Linked DNA regions of Mus musculus: all the other regions are linked to region 3. Evidence: chromatin loops called from intact Hi-C (ENCODE). Cell type or tissue: gastrocnemius. All regions are shown on one strand. Links, peaks and the distances in the headings refer to the core of each region. The heading gives the core; the rest is flanking DNA. Region 1 holds the start of Lrrc26 (leucine rich repeat containing 26). Region 2 overlaps AA543186 (expressed sequence AA543186). Region 3 overlaps Gm13387 (predicted gene 13387). Region 4 has its middle 3.4 kb from the start of Tprn. Region 5 holds the start of Nrarp (Notch-regulated ankyrin repeat protein).

Region 1 (5,568 bases), core at 569-5,568, 170 kb after region 3:
CAGTGCCCTTTCCACTGGCTCTGTCCTCAAGGGTTGCCAGGGCTTGAAGCAACGTCTTTCCTACACTCCCTCCCTCTTTTGCCTTAGATGCGTTTTCCTCCTACACTTCCAGGTCTTTCCCTCTGTGGTTAGGCTCCATCACCTGTTATATTTTCACCAAACTTCCAGAGACTGGGATCCTTTTAGGATCTGTGGGGTCCTTTTGCTGAGTAGGAATGGGATTGTGTCTGGGGTATGGAGCAAGGCACTGCTGGCTGCATTGTATGCAGAACTGGTGGCTTTGATCGTGTTCTTTAGGTCTCAGTGGGGAGGCCAATGGTCACATCAGCTCTATTCTGGGCTCAAGGCCAAGCCAAGACTGGAGCTCTGGACAGGTGGTTGGCAGTGCTGGGCATTGGCTCTCTGCCTAGCCCCCGCCCAAGTTGAGGAACCAGCAGAGGGACAGAAACTGTTGTGTTAGGGCAGGAGAGTTAATACTTGTGCAGGTGAGGCTGAGACGGCTTTGGGGCACCTTGACTCCAAAGCCCGAAGCCGCACATGCGGGGTTCTTTTTTCTCGCGGCTTCCGCCGCAACTCTCTCTGCTGCTGCTGCTGTCGTTGAGGCGAGTCTGGACCCAGGAGGATATTGGAACTGCCCCTTCTAAATCCCCGGTGGCCCCCGAATGCCCCGAGGCATGTTCATGTTCACTAGGCGGCAAGGCCAATTGCTCCGCACTCGCGCTGCCTGCGGTACCAGCGGACCTGAGCTGGCAAGTACGCTCACTGCTGCTGGATCACAATCGCGTGAGCGCGCTGCCTCCGGGTGCCTTCGCCAATGCAGGCGCGCTGCTATACCTAGATCTGAGGGAGAACCGGCTTCGGTCGGTGCACGCACGAGCTTTCTGGGGTCTGGGAGTGTTGCAATGGCTGGACCTGAGCTCCAACCAGCTGGAAACTCTGCCTCCTGGCACCTTCGCGCCGCTGCGCGCGCTTAGTTTCCTCTCCCTAGCGGGTAACCGGCTGGCACTCCTGGAGCCTTCGATCCTGGGCCCGCTTCCATTACTGCGAGTGCTCAGCCTGCAGGACAATTCACTATCGGCAATCGAGGCGGGTTTGCTGAATAACTTGCCTGCCCTCGATGTGTTGCGCTTGCATGGCAACCCCTGGACGTGCAACTGTGCGCTGCGTCCCCTTTGCACTTGGCTGCGTAAGCACCCGCGTCCAGCCTCAGGTGAGCCATCTGGGGCGCAGGACGGATAATGTTTGGTGCAATTGCTGCCATCTGACGCCGCTCCTGTGTCCCGCAGAAACTGAGACCCTGCTCTGCGTGTCTCCAAGACTCCAGACGCTCAGCCTACTGACAGCTTTTCCGGATGCCGCCTTCAAACAGTGCACTCAGTCACTAGCAGCGCGAGACCTGGCGGTGGTCTACGCTCTCGGGCCGGTCTCTTTCCTTGCTAGTTTGGCCATCTGCCTGGCATTGGGCTCCGTGCTCACTGCTTGTGGTGCACGGCGCCGCCGCCGCCGCCGCACCACGGTGCGCCACTTACTAAGGAGACAGCTAGACCCCGAGGGCCCACCCTCCCTGGAGGATGCTGGGAGCCCTGTAACAGCAGCTATCCAAGCCTAAGGGGACTGCAGGTTGTTTCTAGTGCTCCTGAAGTGCCTCCGTACTTTGAGAACTCTCCCCAAATCCCTGATCCTCCCTTCACATTCCCTGTAGGCGTCAACAATAGACAAAACCCGGAAATTTTCTGACATTCCTTTAGGCATCACCACTGAATACCGGGATTAGGGGTGGTTATGCGCGCCCGGTGTCCCTGGGGCAGAGGGGCAGCGCGCTGCTGCGCCCCAGTGGCTCGGGGAAGGCACGCGCTTGGACACTGGGAGAGCTAGTCATGTACAAGGTTGGGTGAGTGACACCGGACTGGGAGGCGGATGGCACTCCCTGGTGCCCAAGGTGCGGGGCTCCTCTCAAGCCAGCGTCTGAGGAAGCCTATTGTGGCTGCAGACAGAAGAGAAGGCTCAGCCCTCTTGGAGTCTGGAGCCCTAGACATCTGGGAGCCAGAGAGCACCCCTGGGAAGCGCTGCCACTAGGGCAGTGAAGGCTAGCCCTGGGAAAGGTCGGAGCCAGCCCAGTGAATGGGGTGGGAAGGGTCGTGGGAGGATTGTGCAGCAGGAGAGAAAGAGAGATAGAGGTGGAAGTCAGGTTGCAGAGAGCAGGCGCTGGAGGAGGGGTGGAGGGTGACCTAGCAAGCTGGGGCCATGGGCCCCCACTGTAGCTTGGGGTAGTGGCTGGAGGAAGGATGGGGCTGCCATTTCTGCTCCAGGCTCCTCCGACCGGGGCCACTTAGGCCCCTCACCCCACTGCTCAGAGACCTCAGGGCCCTGCCTCTGCCGGAGCGCCCTGTGGCCCTGCCCAGCCGGCTCAGCTCTGGCCCATCCTCAGCCGCTCTGGTCCGCACCTTGGTCCTGCAGGGGCTGCCCGCCAGGCAGCAGAGCAGGAGGACGGGAGGCCCAGGGTGGGCAGTCTCTGGGGCGGGTGGGCTTCCCTCAGGCCTTCCCGAGCAGCAGGACTCATCAGTGTCCTTGGCCGGGCTAACTGGGCAGGTGGGCGCCTCCGGGGGCCTCACACCACGGTGCTGACCGAGGGATCTGAGAGGTTGAGCGGGCCCGTGATATCAGTGGGATGGTACTGCTGTAAAATAGAAATACACAGACAAGGCGGCCCGTTAGCTCCGACGTCGGGGGCACGCGCGGGGCCGGGACAGGGTGGACCGGCCAGCCGGCCGACCGGCGGGCAGGCGGGCACGGCCTGGGGGAGGCTGGGGGTGCTCCTCCCCCGACCCCGTCGTGCTCCGGGGCTCTGCGTGGGCCAGGCCGCTGTCCCGTGCGTCTGTCTGCGGGGGAGGGGCAGAGGAGGGCGGGCGGGGCGTCTCAGCTCTCCCTATGACGGGAACACAGCTGCAGCTGGCCCTCCTCCCTCTCAATAGCGCGTCGCGGCAGCACTGTGTCTTTTTGGTTTTGCAAAGCGCCGCGTCCACCCCCGGTGCTCTATAAATAAGAACCAACAATCAATACCTGCTGGCCCCGCCGGCCACCAGGGATCCCAGCCCTGAGCGCCCAGTGCTGCCCTGGCCCGGACCGGCCACAGGACAGGGGCAAAGGATCTCAGCAGCTGGACCGACCCCACCCCACCCAAAGGAGCCCCCACCCAGGCCTCCCTCTGAACAGCACCCAGCCCCAGAGACAGGGTGGAAGCTGGGCTTCCCTCCCCCACCCAGCCCCCAGAGGTCAACCCTGCAGGGTGGGGCCAGCTCCAGATGGCCCAGAAGAACGGGTCCCTGGTGCCCAGGGAGGCTCAGGTAAAGATTGAACTGAGAGCAAGGCCCCAGAAAGGAACCACGTAGATCTCTGAGTTGTACCTGGCCAGCTCCAGATGGAGCCCCAAGACTTAGTGACATCCACTGAAAATGGCCTGCCACCTGCAGGACTTTTGTGCCTTCCCCACTATGGCCATCTGGCCCCAAAAGTACAGATCTTCTTCTTCCCTGTCAGATTTCCCCTTCCCCACACAAATTCCAGCCCACAGCTCCCTTGGCCCTGCTCTTCCACCCCTGCGCCCCCTAGTGGGGGTTCTGATTCAGACCTTGTAACATAGACCTTGCCCACTTTCCCTGGTCTGGGTGACCCTGAAGATAGTGTTTGTACCACCAGCTCCTGGAGCCTCAAGTTGGTGCAAACCACAGATTCTTACTCTTCATCCCCTTTTTCTGAACCAAGGCCTTTGGAGAGCTGAGCAGCCAGGCCTTGTGGGTCTCTCTGGAGCACCCTAGTACATTTTGCTTTGTGCCAAATCCTGTCAGTATGCCTTTCTTCCTGGGCATAGGAGCATAACTATAGATCCAGATTCCTTGTGGGACACAAGCCCCTTGTGGGTGACACTCCCCACTGGTTAGAGGGCTTCCTGTGGGCCTGTTAAAGGGTAACGTCATAGGATCAGGGTGACTCTAGCAAAAAGCGAGCCTGCTGGAGGACTTTCTTGTGAGCATGTACTGCTGGTGCGGTGATGTGACGCTGCCCAAGACAGGGAACCGTTTTCTGGCTCAGAAGGCAGAAGGTCTGACTCTGACAGTGGCCCGTGGCAGTGCTTGGGGGTTTGAGCGGGAACACAGTTCTTAGCCTCCCCTTCCCGGACCTCCTTCTGAGAACCTGTTTTGCCTTAGGTGCTCAGGCCCCAGGCCTTTCAAGAACACCCTATCCATGCTCAGATCACCTGGGTGCTGCTGCCACACCTCCATCAGGGACCTGTTCACCATGGCAACACCCCACTCCCCACCTGACAGTCTCCCTGTAACCAAGGGTCAATGCCAATGCTAGGCCCCAGTCGTCCACCCAGATGGACCCAGGCCCGGCCCCCAGCCCCCGGCCCACACAGAGACCACATGGAAGATGCAACACGCATGGCTCTGGTGAGACAGGTGAGACAGGTGTCTGGGGGGCGGGGCCAGTGGCCAGACAGACGGACGGATGGGACATCACAGCTACACCCTGCAGGGCTGTTGCAGGGCAAGAATGAAAGCATCAAGCCCCGTGTGGAGAAACAGGGATGAAACAGACGTGGTGTGGCCTCCTGGCAGGGGCAGCCTGGGACAGGGCTACTCTGGTTCCCAGGGTCCGGGTAGCCCAGAGAGGCAGTGAGGCTGACTGACTGACCAACAACATGACACAGCTTCCAGATGGCGTGTGGGTCATGGCATGGGGAGAGAGGTGGGCAGACTAACGTGGAGACACATGGGGAAGCTGAGGGCAAGTGAGGGCTTGAGGAGAGGTCTGGAGCGTTCTAAAGGACAGCACCCTTTAATGGGTGGAGGGTGGGTGAAGGACTGACTTGGCACAGATGGCCAGGGTTGAAGATGGGGGCAGGGGTGGGATGGTAAGGGAGAGGGAGACAGACATGGGGCAAGGGGGGAGTCAGAGACGCGGGACTGGGGTGCTTCCCCTTACCGTGTCTTTGGAGGACCTACGTCTCTTGAAGCTGGAGGCCAGGGTGGAGGTGATAGCCCTAAATGTGGCTTTCTTTTTAGGGTCGGGCTCTGCTCTACCACTCTTTCTATCCTAAAATGAATATGTATAAGCGATTAGACAACTAAGGGTGGCGGCCACACCTGCCCTTGCCTGCTCCTTGGGGCCGCTGCCAGGCCTGGCAGGTCACTCAGGCCCTGACTCCTGCCTGCCTCACTGTGCTGAAAAGACGGACCAACAGCCAGACTTTCAAGAGTGGCCTCTTCTGCCCGGGGTTGGGCCTGTCCTTGCTTGTGCTGGGTCTGGGCTTGGGGGGTCCTGACGGCACTCTTCCTGGGATGTCCGCCTGGCTCCCTGGCTCCTGGGTGGCCCTGGCTTAGAGGCATCCTGAGGAGGAGGAGCCTCTGAGGACAGGAAGAGCTTCCCCTCAGGCCACACCAGCCTTTCTGTTCAGAGGCTGCTGACCCCAAAGGGCACACACCAGGAAAGGGCCAAGGACCCGAGGAAATGTCCTGTTGGAGTTGGAGTGATAGACAGAGGCAGATCCGGGGACGCTGGCCTGGA
Region 2 (5,649 bases), core at 276-5,275, 200 kb after region 3:
CCATCACTAGTGCTAAGATTACTGCTTCATATATTTAGGACCACTTTAAAAATAGTCAGATACTGGGCTGTTGAGATGGCTCAGCGGTTAAGAGCACTGACTGCTCTTCTGAAGGTCCTGAGTTCAAATCCCAGCAACCACATGGTGGTGGCTCACAACCATCCGTAATGAGATCTGACGCCTTCTTCTGTTGTATCAGAAGACAGCTACTTACATATAAGAACAGTGTACTTACATATAACAATAAATAGATCTCTGGGTCAGAGTGAGCAGAAGTCCTGAGTTCAATTCCCAGCAACCACATGAAGGCTCACAACCATCTGTACAGCTACAGTGTGCTCATACACATAAAACAAATCAATAATTCTTAAAAAAAAAAAAAGGTCACACACACAGTCCTGATTCCAAGGCAAAATCCACTGAACAATTGTTTTGAAACTCAAGTCAGAAACTCAGATGAAGGGCCAGGCATAGTGGCCCTTTTTAAATCCAGTGCTCAGCAGGCAGAGGCAGGTGGATCACTGAGTTCAAGGCCAGACTGGTCTTCAGAATGAGTTCCAGGACAGCCAGGGATACATAGAGAAACCCTGTCTCAAGGAAAGAAAAAGAAAAGAAATTCAAATGAAACTTTAAAAAACAGAAATTTTTTTTACATGATACAATCAAGAGATATAGTAGTTTGACACATGTTTAGGAATAATGGTAGTAAAACAATAAAGTGTTTGTTTTATAGAATTAGACCACTCTGTGCCTGTGAGGAAGGGAGCTTGGTATGCACAGTGCAAACCCTGAAATCCAGAACTCATGTCTGAGCCAACTGGTTTGTTTTTTGTTTTGTTTTGTTTGTTTTGTTTTTAAGACAGGGTTTCTCTGTGTAGCCCTGGCTGTCCTGGAACTCACTTTGTAGACCAGGCTGGTGCACCACCACTGCCCGGCTCTGAGCCAACGTTTTGCAGGTAGCCTGTTAATATTTGTAACACCATGTGAAGTATAAAGCACACAGGTTGTTTGTTAACTAAGGCTTCAGTGAATTTACACTGTGTAACCTGGATGAACATTACCAGAAATACCCAAATTTATTATGTATTTGATTTTGAATATATATATATATATATATATATATATATATATATATATATTTTTTTTTTTTTTTCCAAGACAGGGTTTCTCCATGTAGTCCTGGCTGTCCTGGAACTCACTCTGTAGACCAGGCTGGCCTCAAACTCAGAAATCCGCCTGCCTCTGCCTTCCCAGTGCTGGGAATAAAGGCATGCGCCACCATGCCTGGCAAACTTTTTAGGAACCCTTCAGGCCTGATAAGTGTTTTACAACCGCTGCATTCAGCTCCATCTCTCATGTGAACATGTATACTTAGCCCTGCAACTCTGGGATAATGCTCAGTTGAGTGACACAGCCCTGCCAGTCACATGAACTTCTTGGTCTCTTCGGGAGAATTCGCAAGCCTCCTTCTCCCTGGGAGCAGTAAGTCCTCCTCGGGGTTAAATAGCAAATCAATCCCTCACCACTAGCTGTGGCCCTGTGATGGAGGGCAGATACTTCTTGGGAAGTCTAGGGCCAATCATCTACACTGCTGGAGCCGCTAAGCATGGGTGGAAGCCTAGGGCTGCAAGAGAGGACCCCTCACAGGATATATCACACAGGAAACACCAAACGACACAGGTTGAGGCTGGCTTAGGGATAAGGCTGAGTCATAGCAGCCTGGCAGCAAGAGGGGGCATTTCCACTGGGTCTGCTGGAATGTTCAGTGGTAAAGGAAGGCCATCTTGCTTTTTTGTTTTGTTTTGAAACAGTCACAATGAGCCCAGGATGACCTCTAATTTGCTATATAGCAAGATGACCTTGAGCTCCTGATCCTCCACCTTCATATTATAGATATACATTATGCCTAGTTTTTGGTTTTCATAACAATTTTTGATGATGCTGCAGATTGAACCAGGGATTTGCATACGCTGAATAAATGCTCCCCCACTGAAGTATACCCTGGCCCTTTGCTATATTTTAGCCACTAGATTTTGAGGTTGTTTACTTACGGATCTTTAATTTTAATTTTAATTTTTATTTTATGTGGATAAGTGCTTTGCCTGCATGTACTGTTGCGGGGTATTTAGCAGAGAAGACTGCCCAAACATGGATTTAAGCCAATAGAAAGTCTTTATTAGCCAGATGTCGACTACACTGGGTATTTGGGATCCCAGTATAGCCCCAAGCCTTCTTCAGGGTTGAGAACCACTGCTCTTAGGCCCCAAGCTCTGTTTATCAGTCAATAGAATTCATTCTTTTTGTAACAAAGGTCACAAATTCTATTGTATTTAACCATGAGGTCAGTCTCCGGAAGACTTTGACCCAGTGCTTGCAAAGATGGCACTGCTCAAGTTTTATTCTTTACTCTCCTAAAAACTGGCTATGAGACTTGAAGGGGTGAGGAAATCCCCTAACACACTTATAAAGAGAAAAAGGGTCACCTTACCCTACAAATATGCTACTGCTACCTACCTCATAAAGTCTTTTAAAAATCCACCCTACAGGACTTTGTTGCTCCCCTCCTCCAGCTTGTGGAACCTACTCTAACCTCTTTGGATTTCTAGCTTTGATTTTCCATTTGTTAAATAAATGTATACTTAAATTTGTGTCTTTCAATCGAATTTTCTTTTTTGGAGACAGAGCTGTAGTTCTGGCTGGGTTTGGAACTTTCTCTTTAGACCAGGCTGGCCTAGAACTCACTGAGATCCACCTGCCTCTGCCTCTCAAGTGCTGGGATTAAAGGCGTGCACCACTACACCTGGGTTCAGCTAAATATTTTTCCTTCAAAGAAACAAAAATCAAGAGATCCATGCAACAAGACCGTGTCTCAACAAAAACAATAAAAAGAACAAAAATCCTTTTTGTATATTATGATTGAGGTGTGAGGGGTTCAGCGGTAAAGAGCAAGCACTGTGTATCTGAGGGGTCCCCAACGTGATGGCTACTGTAACTCCATTTTATGCTAGGCATCCAGCTTGGTACCCACTAGCTCTTTGTCTTTTTGACTCCAGTCCCTAGAAGATAAATTCCCAGTAACCTGGACTCAGTGACATGCCCCCAACCCCACACACACCTACGGCAGTGACCAGCTACGTGTTATGTTATGACCAACTACTTGTTTGCTGCTGTAACTTGCTTATGCGGCAGAGCAAAACAGCTCTTGAGTTGCTTATGCAGACACTCGAGGGTTTCCTGCAGTTTTTCAGGCTTAAAAGTCCTTCCCTTGGGGGCTGAAGAGATGGCTGCGTGATTAACACTGGCTGCTCTTCCAGGCTCGAATCCCAGTACGAACACTACATGACTAACAATTGGTCACTCTGGTCCCAGTGGCAACAGTGCCCTCTTCTGGCCTTCATGGATACTTCATACAAAAGGTATGCATACATGCCTGCAAAACACCGATACACATAAAATAAAAATTTCAAAAAAATAAAATAAAAATAAAATAATAAAAACGATCCTTTCTTCATCCACCTTCTCATGTTAGTTTTAGGTTTGGCTCAAGAGATTGTTGTTCAGCCAGCCATAATCAATCAATCTTTTAATTACAATTGGATTCAGTCTCTAAGCTTTTTTCAGGGGTCGGGAACTCCATAACACAGACCTATATGAAAACCCAGGCATGACAGCACATATCTTCTGTCATTACAGAGCTGAGTGGAGACAGACAGACAGACAGACAGACAGGCAGACAGAGAGAAAGAGAGAGAGATTGAGGTCTGAGCAAAGGTTTTACTCTACTTTTTACATTTATAAAGAGAATACATATCTTACCCATTCAGAGTAATTACATGTAGTTCCTACAAATATGAATTCATTTATCCTGACTAAGGATTGAGGTTTAAAGACCTCACCTGTTCTTTATAGTCCTAGGGTTTTACACAAGATGAATTCTCTAATGTTAAATCCAGTCTAAATAAGTGTTAAGGACCATGACTCAATATAATTACTTTTGTTGTTTAGATAAAACTCCACACTTTTTTAATCCCAGCACTCAAGAGGCAAAGGCAGGTAGATTTCCCTGAGTTTGAGGCTGGCCTGCTCTGTAGTTCCAGGACAGCCAGGGACAGAGGAGCCCTGTCCTAAAAGAAAGATGAGGGCCCAAGAATAACTCCAAAGTTCATAGGCTCAAGTAGCTGGAAGAATGCTGGTGTGGCCTTATGAGAAGGGAGACATATACGGTTCAGACCTTTTTTTTTTTTTTTTTTTTTTGGTTTTTGTTTTTTTTTTTTTTTGGTTTTCTCGAGAGAGGGTTTCTCTGAGTAGCCCTGGCTGTCCTGGAACCCACTGTGTAGACCAGGCTGGCCTCGAACTCAGAAATCCGCCTGCCTCTGCCTCCCAAGTGCTGGGATTAGAGGCGTGCGCCACCACGCCCGGCCGGTTCGGACCCTTTTGTTGGTGGGTGGGTGGTTTTGTTTGAGACGGTGCTTTACTACACATTTCAAACTGGCCTTAAACTCACTGTGTAGCTTAGATTATCCTCAAGCTCACAAAAATTCTCCCAACTCAACCACCAATTCTGACCGTGAAATCCCTCTGCCTTAACCTCCAGTGTGTTGGGATTGTAGGGTGTGCCACAGATTTAAAGTAAATTTCTTTATAGGTATTTCTCCATTTCCCACTTCTTGAGTTGGTTTTACCACCTTGTAACTTAAGAGTTTTTCTATTTTACCTAAGCCTCTTGATTTATGAGTACACTGTCTTCTATCTTGCTGTTCAGTGCTGGCAACCATTTGGCCTAACTGAAACTATCACACAGTACCCAAACAACAGGAAGCTATACCTTCAAATGCACAAGTGTTCATCATAGGCCACATATAAGATCTGACATATAAAAGACTTATGTCTCTTACAATCTATTTCTCTCTTCCCTCCCCCTTTCTCCCTCTTTTCCTCCTTTCTTCTCCATCCTCCCCAACAGGGTCTCATTCAGTTCTAACTTTGAACTTGAAATCCTCCAGTGTCAGCCCCCTGAGTATTGAAAGCACAGGTGGGGCTACAGCTAGCTCTTCCTCCAGTCTGCTAATGTGGAAACAGTTAAGGCTTTCCATCACTTTTTTTTTAAATAATTGTTTATTTATTTTATGTATATGAGTATACTGTAGCTGCCTTCAGACACACTAGAAGAGAGCATCAGATCCCATTACAGATGGTTGTGAGCCACCATGTGGTTGCTGGGAATTGAACTCAGCATCTCTGGAAGAGCAGTGAGTGCTCTTAACCACTGAGCCATCTCTCCAGCCCCCTCCATCACTTTTTTTTTTTTTTTTTAAGATTTATTTATTTATTATATGTAAGTACACTGTAGCTGTCTTCAGACACTCCAGAAGAGGGAGTCAGATCTTGTTACGGATGGTTGTGAGCCACCATGTGGTTGCTGGGATTTGAACTCCGGACCTTCGGAAGAGCAGTCGGGTGCTCTTACCCACTGAGCCATCTCACCAGCCCCCCTCCATCACTTTTATTGTAAAAGTTTATAACCAAAGTTTCAAATTTTTCAAAAATATATTACTTTTAATTTTATGTGTGTATGTACATTTGCATAAAGATGCTCACAGAGGCACCCTTGGTCTAGAGTTACAGGTGGTTGTAAGGTGCCTGATGTGG
Region 3 (5,649 bases), core at 424-5,423:
CCTTAGACCAAGCTCCTATCTTTATGGGAACAATGTGTGTGAACAATGGCCAGGGCCCAGGACCTTGGGGCTCAGAGGAGCAGCATGAAAAGTCACGGGTGGTGGCTGAATAGTGACAATTACCTTCTGAATAGATAAAGTTTTAAAACCTCTGTGCAGGTGGGGAAGATTGGGAGGGGCCTCTGAGGAGGGGGACAAAGTGACAATCAGGTTTTGTGACTCTTCAGCTCCAGGAGGAAGCCTGGCAGGGTTGGCTACACTGATGAGCCTCTGGCCAGATGGTTGGATATGACTTAGAGTAGGCAGGACTGGTAGCCAGGGGCTCCCTCGAGGCTTCTGTAGCCTGGGAGCCGAAGTGTTGGCTGAAGCCACAGCCACACTTACAGTCAGGACAGGAGGGGAAGTGAGTCACTCCCTTGCCATTCCCTAGTGTTCTGAACCCCTTGCCAGGCTAACCAGCACTCCACTGTCCTCTAAGGTAGACAATACCTACAAGTCCCTCTGCCTGTGAGCTTGACTCTCAGCATCCTGAGGGCTGTGTAGCCTACTTACCTTCCCACATTCTATCTACTGGCCCAGGCCAGAGGATCTGAACCCTCAGCCCAGGCCTGCCCCGAGCTCCAAGCCTCTCCCCGAGCTAAGTCCCACATCCTCATGGGCTCTGGACAGTGTCTCACTGGAAGCTGGGTTTTGGGCAGTCATGCACATCTGCAGACCATGTAGTCAACGTCCTCCCAGAGAGCTCCCCAAGGCTGTTGGGGTCACACTCTGGAGCTCCTGTCAGCCCACCAAGAGGACTCTCCATGCCTCTCATAGCCTTCAGGAAAGGGGGCTGGGACACTTTTTCTGCCTCTTGGTGTGTGTGTTCAGTAGGACAGGCAGAAGCCAGAAAGAGGCTGTTTGTAGTCCCATATAGGGCTGTATGGGGCTGTGGGCCTTCCAGAGTTAGGGCCTCAGAGACTGGGCTCAGAAGCCCCTCATAGTACTTTATCTGAGAAAAGGTATCAAAGTGTAGATCCCACCCCAATGTCACTCCCCAGAACTCTGTTCATTGCATGCCCAGAGGAGCCCTTCTGAGATTGCCTCCTAGCCCCTCTCAGCTCTGGCGGGCCAATCTTGCCGATGAGCTCCAGCAAGACTGTGTAGCACGTGGCAAACATCCCTAAGCTGGCAGGCCACTCTCCTGCCCTTTGTCCATTTGTCAGTTGATCAATCTGTCTGTTTGCTGAGTATGTAGGCAGGCACCCCAGACAGAAACACTTAAATGGCTGAGACCGCTCAGCCTGTGCTGCCCGGATACCCTAGGGCAGGAGTCTCCGGAGGAGAACTTGTGTGCTGTTGGCATTATAGTTTCTGGGTTAACTTTGCTAGCACTGACATCTTTGGTGCAGGCCCAGAAGGTTGTAAGAGTCTAGTCCTAAAGTTCTGTATTCAGAGTCCCAGACCCAGCTAGGAGGCCCAGGCTGTGACCAGATCTGCATGAGGTGCCTGGAGAAGGAGGGGCTTCCAGTCACTGCACAACTAGAGTTCTGTCATGCAGCCTAAGAGATACAGACCCCAGCTCATGGCTAGAGGATGCCTCAAGTGGACTCTGGCCCACACATGCCTGCTGAACTCAATGAGGCCATCACTCATTCCAGCATCATGACTTCCACCCTGTTGCCATTGAGAGTCAAAGATGAGCACTCGTTAGGGACAGAACAGTGCTCTGGAGGCCTCCACTCCTACAGCTGTGATTTAGGTATTTGTCACCAGAAGCCAGCCACCTAAGCCCCGTAGACCTTGGTTGGCCCTGGGAGAAGGCCATGTGTCAGCAGTACCACGACTCACATAGCTTCATTTCCTGTCACACCTGCCTCTCAAAACTATTGAGGGGCACGGAGAAACCAAGATGGCCACACAGCCAGGAACAATGTGGGGTTGGGCATTGACATGCCCCCCCCCACACCCCCCGCCCGTTCTTAAGGCTGAATGGCGGCTGTGCCTGGAGAGAGTGCTGCGAGGCAGAAGGCAAGCTAGTGTTTCAGCGTCTTCTGTTACACTGAAGCTTTTCAAAGAGTGTCTGGGGCTGCTGAATGTGCCTCTCTTGCTCTCCAAGGCAGACATTCTACACAAAGGGGGCTCTTGTCCTGCACAGGCCCCTTCTGGGAAGAAAAGCCATTGTCCAGGACAGGGCCGCCCAGCAGGCGGTGCATGCTCCACTGCCCACCACCGCGCCCGTCCAAAGGGGCCTCATTCAAGCTTGTCTGCCTGGATTAGCAAGGACTCACGACTCAATGTGCTGCGATATTTCATGTCGAGGGCAGCGGCTGGCTCTGGGCAGAATCAATGCCTGCTTTTGTCTGCCGAGTTATTTTATTTACATTTTTAAAACAGCTTATCAAGGTAAAAAGATAGCTTTGCAAAAAAAAAAAAAAAAAAAAAAAAAGTGTTTGGCTTCAGGCCAGCACAGAGGTAGGAGTACGGGCTGGCACTGGGGTCCTAGGCCAGCCATGCAGTCTGGTCCTAAGCCAGCCTGGGCACCTGCCCAGCCCTCCTGCAGTTCAGGGGAGTGGGGGAGCAGGGGAAACTTATACTTCCAGAAGCCACAACCCTAGCCCCTCTGGATTTCTTGATTGTTTTCCTGAGGTTCCCTCCCGGCTACTCTGACCCAGCTGGCTGTACAGCTCTGAGTGTCCCACCTGGGCAGCAGAGGGTCAGGAAAGGGGTCCTATTACCTCCATCTGTTTTCAGCCTAGTCCTGACCTCTCCCTCCTGTGGAACCGTATCCAAGCCTTTGTACTGGACAGGCAGGGATCTTCACTGAGAGCCTGGGCTTGCCAGGTCACCCATGCACTGGTCTATCATGATCTCAGAGAAGATTCAGCAGAAATGGCCAGAGACCCATCCTAGGCTGGTCTGACCAAAATAATAGGCCACAAAGATCCCTGAAGCTCAAGCTAGGCCAAAGCCAGGGCCCTTCCTGGAGGAGGTGGCTCTGGGTTCTGCTGCCTCCCCTCACCCAGCAAGGGCAGCTGACAGTAGCTAAATAGGAGTGGGACGGCGTCTCTCTTGCCCTAGCCCCTGCCCAGGTAGGCTATGAAAATAAAACAAACAAACAAACAAACCTCTTCCAAAACACCCCACTGCCTCTACAGATCCACACTGTGGATAATGGGACTTCGAACCTAGGAGTGCTGGCTGCACACCAGGCCACCTGGCCACTAGAGGGCAGCCTAGGTGCGTGGGGAGAGCCTGCCTGGCATATATAAACTAGCCTAGTGACCCCATATAGAAAGCATAACCGTGCACCTCTAGCTCCCAGAATGCTCCTGGTCAGCCCATCTACCTAACAGATGAGGCTTGAGCCTCCACACTTAAGAAGCACAGCCCACCCTGAGACAAGCCTCCCAGTCAGGGGGTTTGGGTCCCATTAAGAGCCGGGCTTAGGGAAGACTGACCATCTGGAACATCGCTAGGACACTAACAATGCAGTTGAAGTTGTGGGAAGCCCCAGACCCTTCACCCACTGCCCCTCACCATCTCACTCAGACTTCCTTCTCCCCGAGCCACTTGGCAGAGAGTCTGAACCCACAGTCGGAAGAGAATAGCCCAGTCCTTGGCTCCCCTGTCTCTGATGAAGCCAGGTCAGGCCCAGGGGAGGGAGGGGCCTTAGGGGACTCTGAGTGGGCCTGATCCTAACATGATGTGTGTATGGGGTGCTGCACATCCCTAGTTTCCCTGGATCCTGCAGCTTCTGGAGGATCTGTGACCCAGAAGGCCCTTGTGTGAAGCTGTAGGTATCTCCTGGTGATCACGTTCCGTCCTCCTCTAAGCCCTGCATGCAGATCCTAAGACTATCCTCATATTCTGTATTTCTCTTCAAACCATGCATACCTTCCCCCTGCCCTGAGATCATCCCACGCTCTGTGCCCCATGGGACCTGGTGAGGCCAAGCCCCCTGGATAAGAGCCAGCTATGGAGGCATTGGGTCAGCACAGGGAAAGCCCAGCCCGGACCCCTTGGGCTAGATGCCGCCAAGCCTTTCCCAGGCTGCTATTTTGGGCTCTCTGAGACTTGGGGGTGGGGTGCCAGATAGCTTTGCTGCTGCTCATGCTGGTTATTTTTGCTCATAATGGGAGTACGATATATGGAAATTATTAATAGCCTCCCCGGCTACGGTACGTGCTGGTACTCAGGGCCAGCGTGTGCTCTGTCCCGCGGTGGGAAGGTCTCGCTGCACAGCAGGTTTGGGGGAATTGCCTCTCAGCTACACCCAATCCCCATCAAATGCTTCCCAGGCTGCGAGTACCATTACCTACAAAGAAGTTGGTCTGGTTATCTCAAATAACCATGGCAACCTGGGGACAGATCTGACCACAGGTCTTTACATTTGAACTTCCTTCTACTTCCCAACTCCTTGGAGCTGGATGAGAGTCTAAGGGTGCCCAGTCTCTTTAGATAAAGCTCTGAGGGATTACAGGAAGTTGCTGTGGGCCCCCAGATCTCCAAGGCATGCGGTGCACCTTACCCCTCTGCTGCATGCTGGACTGGCTATGTTGACCTTCTAGACCTGTAGAAGCTCCTGCGAGAGATGGGGCCACTGTGCATAGGTCACTGTTGATCTCTTGTCCCAACTGCCTGACCCTTGCAAGCCCTGAGCCGAATTCTGGGGAACTGGGGTAACAGATGAGTTCTCCTGCCATCTCCTCCACCCCTCAGAGACTAGATTATACTGTAAAACATGAATTCCCAGGGTCTCAGCCCAGCAACTACACTGCTGGACATAGGAAGCTCCTGAGTATGTCTGTAGTGACCAGCGACGGTAGAGATGATAGGAGCCTTTCTGTAGCACTGTGCCCCGCTCCCGAGCACGTGCAAGCACTATGTGTTGCCAGGCAATTGTGTAGGGCATGAAGTTGAAGCTGCAGCCCGGGCTGGTTATTGAAAAGGTAAAAATGTCTTTCTCATGCAAATCATTTAGGTTCAAACTTGGATAAAGCTCAGGTCTCCAGAAACAGAGCTTGGTGGGGGGTGGGGAGAGTCTCTCACCACCAAGCTCTAGGCTGCCGCCAAGACCGAGAAACGGGAGGGCAGAGCCCAGGAGGAGGCCGAGAAGTACCAGCCAATGCACTGATCGAGGCCTGCAACATAGTGTGCAGAGGCCACTAAGCTGACTTCCTGTTGTAGGGAAGCCACAACCAGACACAGCAGTGCTGGTCACCTAGAGCCTGAAATTTAGCTGGGCATGGTGATGTACAACTTTAATCCCAGCACTTGGGAGGCAGAGGCAGGTGGGTCTCTGAGTTCAAGGCCAGCCTAGCCTAAAGATCCAGTTCCAGGACAGCCTGGGCTGCACAGAGAAACCCTGTGTGTGTGTGTGCACATGGCTGCTGCTGAGATTTTAAGTGAGGTGGGCTGGGCTTAAGATTGCTCAGTCCAGACCTGCAGACACCTTGGGGCAGATGATGTAGTCTTGAAAGCCATTAGGCCATGCCCACCAGCACACACCCACAGTAGCTCTGAGGGCATGGCAGTGCTATGGGAGGCTGAGGGCATCCAACAGGGCGTATCCAGAATGTGAGATCTAGGCCCGAAGGCTGGGGCTCTGTCCCTTGTGAACTGAGTAGCCTGGCAAATGTATGTGTCACATCTGTGAGGGGAAAGGTG
Region 4 (5,649 bases), core at 191-5,190, 130 kb after region 3:
CTGAGTATTTCCCATGGTGATGTGCCCCCTTTATAAATCAGCTTGTTCACTCAGCAGCACTGACCTCAGAGCATGTCCCTTCATCTGTCCAGGGCAGACTTATACGATTGATAAAGAGGGCTGGCATCCCTTTTCCTCTTTTCTGCCAAAGACTAGCCTTTTGTTCATTCCACCTCACAAAGACAAAGAGAAAGCAGACTGTTGAGAAAGGGCATGAATAGGGCCCTGTGTGGGTATCTGCCATCTGAGAAAAAATTCTGGTCTCAAGGCATTGCTTGATTTCCTGGCTCAACCGATTGCAGTTTTTTTTTTTTTTTTTTTTTTTTTTTTTTTTTTTTTTTTTTTTTTTTTTTAAAGATTTATTTATTTATTATATGTAAGTACACTGTAGCTGTCTTCAGACACTCCAGAAGAGGGCATCAGATTTTGTTACGGATGGATGTGAGCCACCATGCGGTTGCTGGGATTTGAACTCAGGACCTTCAGAAGAGCAGTCGGTGCTCTTAACCACTGAGCCATCACACCAGCCCCCGATTGCAGTTTCACGGACTTTCCCACCACCTTGTGGCAGGCGTCATTAATACACTTGAGACAGACAGACCTAGAAAAGGAAGCATAGACATTAGGAACGGGTGCTCACATGCTCATGGCGGTGGATACATTTACAGCTGAAATTTATTAGCTTACGGTCGGTCTTTGAGTTTATGTCAGTTGTGTGCCAAATGAGACCATTTGCTGATGGAAAAAAATGTTTCCTGAAATTAACAATATATATTTAAGCATCCCAATGTTTGCATCAGGTGAATGCTAAGACGCCCTTTGCCATGTGGTCATTAGTGCACCATGGCTAGAACACTTTGGGTGTTAGACTGTTTTCGGCAAATCCCTGTTTCTTGTTGTAGGAGATGAGTAACTTGCACTACTACCCACCCCAGCTAAAGACAATGGGCTGTATTTTGTAGAGCATGTGACACCAGAGCCCTGACTTCTTAGTGTGTAGCCATCGGTGAGCCCTGATGACAGTGCCGAAGAATTGAGATGAAAAATGGTCGTTTAAGGACAGATTTCCCGTTTTTAAAAATTAGGGTGTTGGGGGCTGGTGAGATGGCTCAGTGGGTAAGAGCACCTGACTGCTCTTCCAAAGGTCCCGAGTTCAAATCCCAGCAACCACATGGTGGCTCACAACCATCCATAACAAGATCTGACTCCCTCTTCTGGAGTGTCTGAAGACAGCTACAGTGTACTTACATATAATAAATAAATTTTTAAAAATTAGGGTGTTATGCAGCAAAGACTTGCCTCAAACTCACTCTGTAATCAGTGATGACCTTTTTACTTCCTGTTTTATATGATTTTGGAAATCAAATCCAGGGCAACATACATATTAGACAACAATTACTATTGCTGCTGCTGAAACAGGAACTCACTGTAACCTTGACCGGACTAGAAACTCACTCTGTAGAACAGGCCTCTAATTCATAGAGGCTGGCCTTTGCCTCCCAAGAGTTAGGATTAAAGGCATACACCACCACATCTGGCTTAGGCAAGTGTCCTACTAACTGAACTACATTATTATAGTTTTTACATTTAAAAATTATTTGTGTGTATGTATGTGTGAATGCAGGTGTATGTGTACCATACCACTTATGCAAATTATTTGTCAGCCTTGTGATATCAGAGAGCAAACTCAGGTAGCCTGGCCTGCTTGCAAGTGCCTACTCGCAGGGCCATCTCATAAGTTCTAAATTTTACATTTTTAAAGGATTTAAAACAGGATGTCACACTGTTTCCTGGAGTGGCTATAAAAGAGAAAGCTGGAAATTAACAATATATATATAAGCATCTCAATGTTTGCATCAGGTGAATGCTAAGATGCCCTTTGCCATGTGGACAGGGGATCATAGGGCTGGGGTCATTATTGCACCATGGCTAGAACACTTTGGGTGTTAGAATATTTTTGGAAAATCCCTGTTTGTTTTTTGTATAGCCCTGGCTGTCCTTGAACTCACTTTGTAGACCAGGCTGGCCTCGAACTCAGAAATCCGCCTGCCTCTGCCTCCCGAGTGCTGGGATTAAAGGCGTGCGCCACCACGCCTGACAAATCCCTGTTTCTTGTTGTAGGAGATTGCACTACTACCCACCCCAGCTAAATCCCTGTTTCTTGTTGTAGGAGATTGCACTACTGTTTCTTGTTGTAGGAGATTGCACTACTACCCACCCCAGCTAAAGACAATGGGCTGTATTTTGTAGAGCATGTGACAACTGGCTTCATAGCTGGAAGCCAGCCTGACCTGTGAGACCCAGCCTGAAAGAGAGAAAGCAGGAGGGAGAGAGGGGGACAGGGAGACAGGAGAAAGTCTAAAGGAACATCAGTTGGCAGATCAAATGTGACCTGCAGAATACAGGGTTCCTCACTGTGCTTAGCCATTTGACTGGGATCATTCTTCGGTTTTGTTTTTTGAGACAGGGTTTCTCTGTGTAAAAATAGCCCTGCCTGTCCTGGAACTCCTTTGTAGACCAGGCTGGCCTTGAACTCACAGAGATCTGCCTGTCTCTGCCTCTGCCTCCTGAGTGCTCGGATTAAAGGTATGTGCCCCCGGCAGCTGACTAGGTCTTTCTTTAACAAAACAAAACAAGACAAAACAAAACAAAACAAAACAAAAAATTCTGTGTGGATATGCAGCACACATGCAATGTCCATGGAGGCCAGAAGAGGGCATTAGAACCCCAGGAACAAATTACAGCCATCCAGGTGCTAGGATCCAAATTCAGGTCCTCTCTCTCTCTACAGGGCAGCAGGTGGGTGTTTTTTGTTTTGTTTTGTTTTGTTTTGTTTTGTTTTGTTTTGTTTTTTGGGGGGGGAGGTTGTTTGTTGGTTTGGTTTGGTTTCTGGAGACAGGGTTTCTCTGTGTAGACCTGGCTGTCTTGGTCTGTAGACCAGGCTGGCCTTGAACTCGGAAATCCGCCTGCCTCTGCCTCCGAAGTGCTGGGATTAAAGGCGTGTGCCACCACCGCCCAGCTGCAGCAGGTGTTCTTAACACCTTACCAGTCCCTGGGCCATTTATTTTGGATGAAGAAGAGACTGTCCTGAGGATGTAAGAAGGTTTGTAGTGTGCCTGGTCCTTCCATACTGGATGTTTGTAGAAACCTTCATTTGCAATAACCAGAAGTTCATCCTGACATTGCCATGTTTCCCTGTGACAGAACTGTCCTTGCTTAGAATCACTAAGTTAATAACTTAGTGTGGTCCTTTGCAGAACAGGTATGCTGGTCTGTGCTCGAGTAGAGCAGCTCACACCTCCTCAGTCATGTCACATGCTGACTGACGCTGAGGGAATGAGTCAAGGGCTGACTTGTCTCATTTGCCCCCAGCTAGAAAAAATTGTCTCCAATCCAGGATTGGGCGGATTTTTTTTTTCTCAAAGCAAGATACAAGCTGAACTTTGGAGTGTTTTCCTTGTAACATTTCTTAGATTTTGTTTTGTGTGTTCCTGTTTTATTTTGGTAATTTGGAATTCTGAGTATAAAAGCCATGAGTGGGCTGGTGAGATGGCTCAGTGGGTAAGAGCACCCGACTGCTCTTCCAAAGGTCTGGAGTTCAAATCCCAGCAACCAAATGGTGGCTCACAACCACCCGTAATGAGTTCTGATGCCCTCTTCTGGTGTGTCTGAAGACAGCTACAGTGAACTTACATGTAATAAATAAATAATAAATCTTTAAAAAAAAAAAAAGCCATGAGTCCTGGTGGTTCATCAGAAAAATTGGATATAATATTACCGGAGGATCCAGCAATACCTCTCCTGGGCATATACACAGAAGATGTTCCGACTGGTAATAAGGACACATGCTCCACTATTTTCATAGCAGCCCTATTTATAATAGCCAGAAGCTGGAAAGAACCCAGATGTCCCTCAACAGAGAAATGGATTAAAAAAAAATGTGTACAATGGAGTACTACTCAGCTATTAAAAACAATGAATTTATGAAATTCTTGGGCAAATGGATGGATCTGGAGGATATCATCCTTAGTGAGGTAACCCAATCACAAAAGAAGTCACTAGATATGCACTCACCAATAAGTGGATATTAGCCCAGAAACTTAGAATACCCAAGATACAATTTGCAAAACACAAGAAGATCAAGAAGAAGAAAGACCAAAGTGTGGATACTCCATTCCTCCTTAGAATAGGAAACAAAATACCCAAGGAAGGAATTACAGAGACAAAGTTTGGAGCTAAGACAAAAGGATGGACCATCCAGAGACTACCCCACCCGGGGATCCATCCCATAATTAGCCACCAAACCCAGACACTATTGCATATGCCAGCAAGATTTTGCTGAAGGGACCCTGATATAGCTGTCTCGTGTGAGGCTATGCCAGTGCCTGGCAAATACAAAAGTGGATGCTCACAGTCACCTATAGAATGGAACACAGGGCCCCCAATGGAGGAGCTAGGTAAAATACCCAAGGAGCTGAAGGGGTCTGCAACCCTATAGGTGGAACAACAATATAAACTAACCAGTACCCCCAGAGCTCATGTCTCTAGCTGCATATGTAGCAGAAGACTGCCATCATTGGGAAGAGAGGCCCCTTGGTCTTGCAAACTTTATATGCTCCAGTATAGGGGAACACCAGGGCCAAGAAGTGGGTGTGTAGGGGAACAGCTCAGGGAAAGAGTATAGGGAACTTTTGGGATAGCATTTGAAATGTATATAAAGAAAATATCTAATAAAAAATAAAACAAATATAAAAAAAAAAAAAAGCCATGCGTCCTAGAAGTTCCCTTTGAAAAGGTGATTTGAGGGCTGAGGCTATAGCTCAGTAGTAGAGTGCTTTCAGAAGGCTCTGGGTCTAATCTCTGGTACTACCAAGGGTAAATAAATGACTTGGGAAAGACTTCTGGAAAGCTGAAATTCAGTTTATAATTGCCAGTTTATATGGAGTGTGCCAGTGAGTAAGTTAAAGATCTAGCTAAGATGATGCCAGCTGTAGGCTGCCATGCAACCCAGAAGCCTAAAGGTACCTATCCCTAGGCTGAACTTGTATTTGCAGAGACCCACATTCCATGAAGCAGAGTCCCCTGGAAGGCAAGTGGCACCAGGGGCAGCAATGCCAGGCCTCAGCTGGCTGTGGTCTATAAGGCAGACAAAGGAAAAACACATCACCAGTCTGTAGCCCCCACCTTCCTAATGCCTCCAAGCAGTTGCCCTACTGTGTATGCTGGGGAGGGGTATATATTGCATACTATGCAGCGATACCCAAAGAAACTTTTCAAGACTTATCTGTCATGAGATTATGGCCCTTCAGAGTCACTAACCCCCTGTCCATTCTTGGAAGTTGGTGTTTCAACAGGAGTTAGTGGGACCTTTACCCTTGTTTTTGTACTTTTCTGCATGACAGACTGCCTAAATGTGTGAGGCTCAGTTGTTGTTGTTGTTGTTGTTGTTTTTCCGAGACAGGGTTTCTCTGTATAGCCCTGGCTGTCCTGGAACTCACTTTGTAGACCAGGCTGGCCTCGAACTCAGAAATCCGCCTGCCTCTGCCTCCAGAGTGCTGGGATTAAAGGCGTGCGCCACCACGCCCGGCTGAGGCTCAGTTTTTATGTGTAACCTGTGTGTGCGCAGAAACAAGGCTGCTTCCTTGATGC
Region 5 (5,629 bases), core at 630-5,629, 54 kb after region 3:
AATGAATTAGCTGGAAGCCCCGCCCCCCACTGCCCACTGGCCTCCCTCCCCTGCTCAGCGCCTTTAAGGTGGCTGCAGGCCTGGCCCAGCTTTGGCCAGCTGCCCTGTCTGTGCTGTCCTCCTATGGCCTCTCAGATTGCCTGGACTACCCCACCCAGATTTCCCCTGCAGATTCCAGAGCACTCTACATGCCACCCCTTCACAGCATTGCTTTCAGAGCTGCTGGCTCCTAAGCACCCACCTAAGCAAGAACGGGAGCTGGGCATCTGGAGGGAGGAGGATGCCCTTCCCACTGTCTCCTTCTAGGAATGAGCAGATGGTGGTCAGGATGCTCCTGGACCAGCATTCTTTGGATCAGGCAGGGAATAAAGGTCAGAGTCCAGCATCACAGCCAGAAGGGGGTCTCCTAGATCTCAAGCAAGCATCACAAACACCGGAGCTTAATACTAGGTCCCCTGAGACTCTCTGGGAGCCCCCTTCCCTCCCTCTCTTTGAAAGCGGGGAACAAATGTCCACCTTTTGGAAGTGTCCTCCAGCAAACACTTGGGTGGTGCTTACTAGGAACCAAATGCCCCACAGCCTTCCCCAAGCCCCTCCTTATCTGAGACAGGAAGGCATGGGTGTGGGCCAGAGCATAGCTGTGGTGAAGGAGCACGAGCCAGCCGGGAATCCTGTAACCATCACCTAAGAAGTTCTGTGGGTAGCTGGCCATCCAGCTCCGTCTCAGCTGCACAGTGGTGGTGGCAAGCCAGGCACATCTGTCTGTCCTTTGAGCCTGACACAGGGCAAAATGTCCTCAGGATAAGCTTTTACCACGATAGGACTGCCACACCAGCCATGCTATTCTGCAAGAACTAGCTGAGCCTTCCAGCTCTCACAGCCCCTGTGGTGGGGGCCTGGCGTTCCCACACTGAGCTCACACAGGGCCCCTTTGTCTGCCGCCTGCTGCGGATGTCAACAGGACTTTTCTCCCAGGCTCTGTTCTGGGCAAGCATCTCAGATGCCCTTCCTCAGGCCAGGCTGGAGCCCACCTAGGTAGGGGCCTATCCGGGGACCCATTCACCTTCAAGGAACATCACTGGGCTTGATGAAAGTAAGGCTCTGCTCACCCCCAGGTGTGGTCTCTGATTCCTGCCTGTCTAAAGCTTCCAAGCCCTATGCAAACGCATGAAACCATGGGCCAGCCAGGAATCAGATCCTGTCCTCTTATGCTCCCAGAACTCCCGTTTCTCCCTGCCCACTTTGTTTTGGGTTAGTGTTCTGTGACACAGCCTGCATTGGGGCATCAGTCAGAACCCCCAACTGCACCTCAGTCTACCTGCACGGTGGAGAGAACCATAAGGGTTCCTCTCAAGATCTTGGAACAGTAGCCAAGCAGTGGTAGCGCACGCCTTTAATCCCAGCACTTGGGAGGCAGAGGCAGGCGGACTTCTGAGTTCGAGGCCAGCCTGGTCTACAGAGTGAGTTCCAGGAAAGCCAGGGCTATACAGAGCAACCCTGTCTCGAAAAAAAAAAAAAAAAAACTCTCTGAACAATGAGGTATAAGGTGTGGCTAGGGGACCAAATAGGCAGAACCCAATAGACCAAGGATCCCAAGAAGACTAGAGAGCTTTCCAAGCTGAATACACATGAGATTCAGGTTCTCAGGTTAGCAGAAAAGGAGTGTGACCCTTAAACAAGTTGGCCCGACGGGCGGACATCTGGTGGTCACAGTGGTGGTGGGGGGGGGGTTGCCTACTTTCTCCATTCAATTTAGCTATGGTCCCTCCCCGTGAACATAGTAAGGTTGGGGACATGCCCCGGTGAATATGATACAGTTCTGAGTCTGGGGCAGGAACATCCACCAAAGGAGCGTCCCCAGATGGAGCCTGGCTGGGTGGGCTGCCCAGCTGAGGCTTACAGTTGCCTGCTTGGAATTCCCAGTTAGCTTCAGAAGAAATCAAGCCCTGACGTGCCCTGCCTCCTGCTCTGCAAGTCTTAAGATCATTCCTCCTTAATTTCCAGCAACCACAGCGAAGCTATAAGCCGTAAAACATAATGAGGAAATGTGGAGCCTTGCCTTCCCAGCCAGCGCCAGCACCTCCTGCCTCACTCACGGTCAGTTGTTAAGGGTGGTCAATAAAACGTGGGGCTTATGGCTTGGAAATGAGTCATTTCAGAACTCCCTCAAAGGGCAGTGCTGTTGGTCTCACGAGCCAGCCCTGTGTCTTATATGCTGACACTAAGTAAAGGAAACACATAAGGAGGAGTAGTGACAGACTGGCCACCGAGAAAGAGAGAGAGACAGAGAGAGAGGCAGAGAGAGAGAGATAGACAGAGAGAGACAGAGACAGAGGGGGGAGCGAGCGAGCGAGCGAGCCTGTGCCAGCCTGCCAAAGGAACCCCTACCTACACTGTGGGTAGCTTAGGGGCATGGAGCTCCCTCCATCAGTATGGAGGAGCCAAATGCAATTGCTGCTCAAGCTTCCCCGTAAATTACACTTGAGTAGAAAGGACCAGAGTGATGGAGGACTATACAACCGAGCAGTTCGTGAAATTGCCACCTGTGAACGCCAGGTCCAGGCCTGGGAGTGGCTGCGCAAGGAACTCGCAACTCCCGACATCTATGAAGGAAGAAGAAAACTGCCGAAGGAGCTTATACACCGGAGCAACCAGACCCAGGATCCCGCAGTGGTGCTGGAAAACCCCCGAGGCCTTCTGACCACCCTGGCCAGACCAGACTAGTGCTGGTCAGACCAGCGCCCTCTATCCTGGAGGGAGCTGCAGCACGACCCCGCCTCCGCCCCGCCCCCACGTGGGCACCACCCAATCGAAAGAGCCCTGGTGTGCGCGTCAAGAGCGTCTATTGTTATGCAAATATAAGAACCGTAAAAGACGGCGAGAAGCGGCGGGCGAATTAGAACTATTTTGCAAAGGGACGCGGGTGGAGTTCAGCTGGAGCGAAGCCTAACCTCGAAGGGACCACGACTGCGAGTGTCGCGGCCTCCGGCTGCCCCAGGTTCTGCGAACCAGCACCCAGCCCTGTCGCCCGCCCGCTTGGGCGCGGCTGGATGCAGCAGGGGTCCCGCGCCAGCGGCCCTCGGCCCCGAACGCCCGGAGTGCGCAGGGGCGGCGTGCGGGGCCCGAGGGCGCAGCGCCCTCCATGCGCCGAGGCGTACCTCGAGACACGCCCCGAGACAGCCCGGGGCCCGCACTGCAGCCGCCGCCCGCGCTAAGCCGGGGCGCGGCTCGCAGCCCTAGCTCTGCGGCAACATGAGCCAAGCCGAGCTGTCCACCTGCTCGGCGCCACAGACGCAGCGCATCTTCCAGGAAGCGGTGCGCAAGGGCAACACGCAGGAGCTGCAGTCGCTGCTGCAGAACATGACTAACTGCGAATTCAACGTGAACTCGTTCGGGCCGGAGGGCCAGACAGCACTACACCAGTCAGTCATCGACGGCAACCTGGAGCTGGTGAAGCTGTTGGTCAAGTTCGGAGCCGACATCCGCCTAGCTAACCGCGACGGCTGGAGCGCGCTACACATCGCCGCTTTCGGGGGCCACCAGGACATCGTGCTCTATCTCATCACCAAGGCCAAGTACGCGGCCAGCGGCCGGTGATAGCCACCCGGACTCCGGCCCCTGGCCCCCACCCGCGTCGTCTCTGCTGTACCTTCCCGCCAACTACCTCGGTGTGCGCCAGGTTTGCTGGTCCGCGTGGAAATCGGGCTAAGTCTCTACGTCCGCGGCCACGACCAAAGTAGCGCATCCGTGGACCCCAGGGTTCGGCTCTCCGCAAAAGAGCGCCTCCCCTTGGCAGTCCTCTGAGCCCCGCGGGGCCCCAGAGCCTTCCCACGGCCCCGACCGCCTAGAGGGTGGGGGCGGGGCGCAGGCTCCAGTCCGTTTTGAAATTTGAGTCTCACACCGGGAGACTTCGGAATCCCGAGATACCGGATCCTCCGCTTGAAATGTTTTCTCCGGAAGGTGAAAGGCGCGGGCGGACTCGCGCTCCAGCCGCCGCTCGTGAGACCCGGCCGCTCACAGTGCGGCGCCCGCCGCTGGCAGCCGCCAAACAACCATTACCGGGCTCCACCATCTGCGCGCCCTCGCACTTAGGAAGGGAAGGGGACGCTCCGGGTTCCTGATGTCCTCAACTATTTATCACGTGTGTGTATATTTGTGGGTGAAGTTTGTGCGCCTGAGTTTTTTGTTTGGAAATATTGTGCGTGGTTATGGGAGAAAGATGCATTTTTTTTCCTTTAAAACTAAAAACTTGAGTCTACCATTTTTTGGTTGCACTGAAAATACCGCCTAGCCCTATGGTTTTCCCATTGCTAGCCCCTCCCCCACCGAGTCCCTAATCTTCCACACCTCATTCCTCTTTTCCTCTCCCTGGATTCTGAGTTTAGAGAGCCTAGGATCTGTCTCCCTTTCCCCTCCCGTGAGAGGCCACCATTCCCCACACAGGCTGGTTTAGCAAAGTTCCAAAGGGCTCTTGAAGCCCGCGTGGCTGGGACGTGGGGATTCTGAGAGCATGGTACCCTTCCTAGTGACTTCTATTATAGTTAATAGTCGGTTGCACACTTTTTTAAAAAAGTAAATGAATTTGCCACGATTAAATGTCATAACATTTATGACAGAATATAAAATATTAACATATTTTAAGCCAAGTTTTAGGTGTATTTTTTTGAATCTTGGTTATGAACCCAATTTTAAAGGGCGTTGTATCCAGCGTTGTGAAGGCTGTTGTGTACCCATATTTATATTTTTATAAAATTCCTATAAAGACTGTGAATCTCTCATACTATTGCTGAATGAGTGGAAGGGCTGCTGTGCTCTTTCTGCCTTCCCCAATCCCCATCCCCACCCTCAAACCCTGCTCCAAGGCCCTATTATGATCTGAGGATCCAGCCATGAGGGAGGGGCTGTGCCAAGGACCAGGGCTGGAGGAGGTGCTGGAGCGTCACTGGCTGTCCCAGAAAGGAGACTTCCTGGTTTCTGTGGTTCCAATTTTCTATGCATCTCCATTCCCCTTCTTGTTTTGATCCTGGGAAATAAAAGGGAGGCTGAATTATTCAAATTTAAATGAGGTTTCCCCTTCGTAGAAGTGCTGCTGACCCTGCGTGCAAAAATGGGGAGCACTTGAGGACACAGGTGGGTGGAGCCCTTTGTGCCGCCTGGCCATATTCTTCGGTCTTCTGCGCTTTTATGAACCAGTGTGGGAGGAATAGTGATAATGTCATGAGAATGGCAGACACTGAGACAAGCACAGATTACTTCAAAAGGAGTTCTGTATGGTTTTTCTACACGCAAATGCCTTTTTAATTATGTTAATTAATGTTAAAACGTACTGGGCCTATGTTGAAGCTTCAGATGGGTCCTGGTTGGTCTCTTCTATCTGTATGAAGTCTGTGGCACACTCCTAAGCGTACGATATAGACTTGTAGCCCATCGTGAAAAATTTATAAATAAATTTTTCATTGGTCTTTTTATATTAAAAAAAAATACTGGTTTTAATTTTGGCACAAGTCCTGGGTCCCCCTCTAAGGGCCATGGCGTCCTACCTTCAGCTAATGAATGATGGCTGCTTGGGTTGTGAATCTATTGACAAGACCAAGCTGGGTAAAATGTGAACTCAGTCTAGCTCAGCTGT

Evidence for each region. Hi-C counts contacts between places; a loop is a spot of excess contacts. Peaks named below come from ENCODE experiments on the same cell type or tissue, not always from the same donor. Only the 100,000 strongest peaks of a DNase experiment are listed, where the experiment ranks them.
Region 1: it touches region 3 in a loop (3-fold over the local background); 2 of 42 quality-filtered maps call a loop at or near these places.
Region 2: a loop joins it to region 3, with 2.0 times the contacts of the local background. A loop is called at or near these places in 2 of 42 quality-filtered maps.
Region 4: it touches region 3 in a loop (2.1-fold over the local background); 5 of 42 quality-filtered maps call a loop at or near these places.
Region 5: a loop joins it to region 3, with 2.4 times the contacts of the local background. A loop is called at or near these places in 14 of 42 quality-filtered maps.

What each region holds. Positions count from the first base shown.
Region 1 is chr2:25,289,452-25,295,019 of GRCm38, forward strand. It overlaps Lrrc26 (leucine rich repeat containing 26), which reads left to right and starts at 460. Exons shown (of 2, transcript NM_146117.2): 1 at 460-1,210; 2 at 1,287-1,742. The coding sequence starts at 538. The coding sequence ends at 1,609. Grin1 (glutamate receptor, ionotropic, NMDA1 (zeta 1)) reads right to left here. Exons shown (of 20, transcript NM_008169.3): 19 at 4,987-5,097; 20 at 1,726-3,033. The coding sequence ends at 2,917. Grin1os (glutamate receptor, ionotropic, NMDA1 (zeta 1), opposite strand) reads left to right here and starts at 1,807. Exons shown (of 4, transcript NR_168905.1): 1 at 1,807-1,891; 2 at 4,206-4,460. In gastrocnemius, for the core only: CTCF peaks have their summits at 2,071 and 3,604 (motif pointing left); DNase peaks (open chromatin) are centred at 773, 957, 1,356, 1,879 and 5 more places; H3K4me3 peaks cover 3,045 bases; H3K27ac peaks cover 2,339 bases.
Region 2 is chr2:25,325,292-25,330,940 of GRCm38, forward strand. It overlaps AA543186 (expressed sequence AA543186), which reads right to left. Exons shown (of 2, transcript NR_027448.1): 2 at 2,159-3,430. Among named protein-coding and RNA genes, the nearest start is that of AA543186, 4.5 kb to the right of the region's middle. In gastrocnemius, for the core only: a CTCF peak has its summit at 3,396 (motif pointing left); a DNase peak (open chromatin) is centred at 3,371.
Region 3 is chr2:25,124,188-25,129,836 of GRCm38, forward strand. The region is part of intron 2 of Gm13387 (predicted gene 13387); the gene reads right to left. Among named protein-coding and RNA genes, the nearest start is that of Gm13387, 18 kb to the right of the region's middle. RefSeq lists an enhancer at 658-3,903. In gastrocnemius, for the core only: a CTCF peak has its summit at 3,208 (motif pointing right); DNase peaks (open chromatin) are centred at 2,198, 2,529, 3,212 and 3,962; H3K4me3 peaks cover 657 bases; H3K27ac peaks cover 2,247 bases.
Region 4 is chr2:25,256,373-25,262,021 of GRCm38, forward strand. No RefSeq gene overlaps it. Among named protein-coding and RNA genes, the nearest start is that of Tprn, 3.4 kb to the right of the region's middle. In gastrocnemius, for the core only: CTCF peaks have their summits at 574 (motif pointing left) and 2,704 (motif pointing right); a DNase peak (open chromatin) is centred at 577; H3K4me3 peaks cover 96 bases; H3K27ac peaks cover 68 bases.
Region 5 is chr2:25,177,859-25,183,487 of GRCm38, forward strand. Nrarp (Notch-regulated ankyrin repeat protein) reads left to right here and starts at 2,900. Exons shown (of 1, transcript NM_025980.2): 1 at 2,900-5,481. The coding sequence starts at 3,253. The coding sequence ends at 3,597. In gastrocnemius, for the core only: CTCF peaks have their summits at 2,752 and 3,835; DNase peaks (open chromatin) are centred at 2,790, 3,232, 3,806, 3,983 and 2 more places; H3K4me3 peaks cover 4,419 bases; H3K27ac peaks cover 5,000 bases.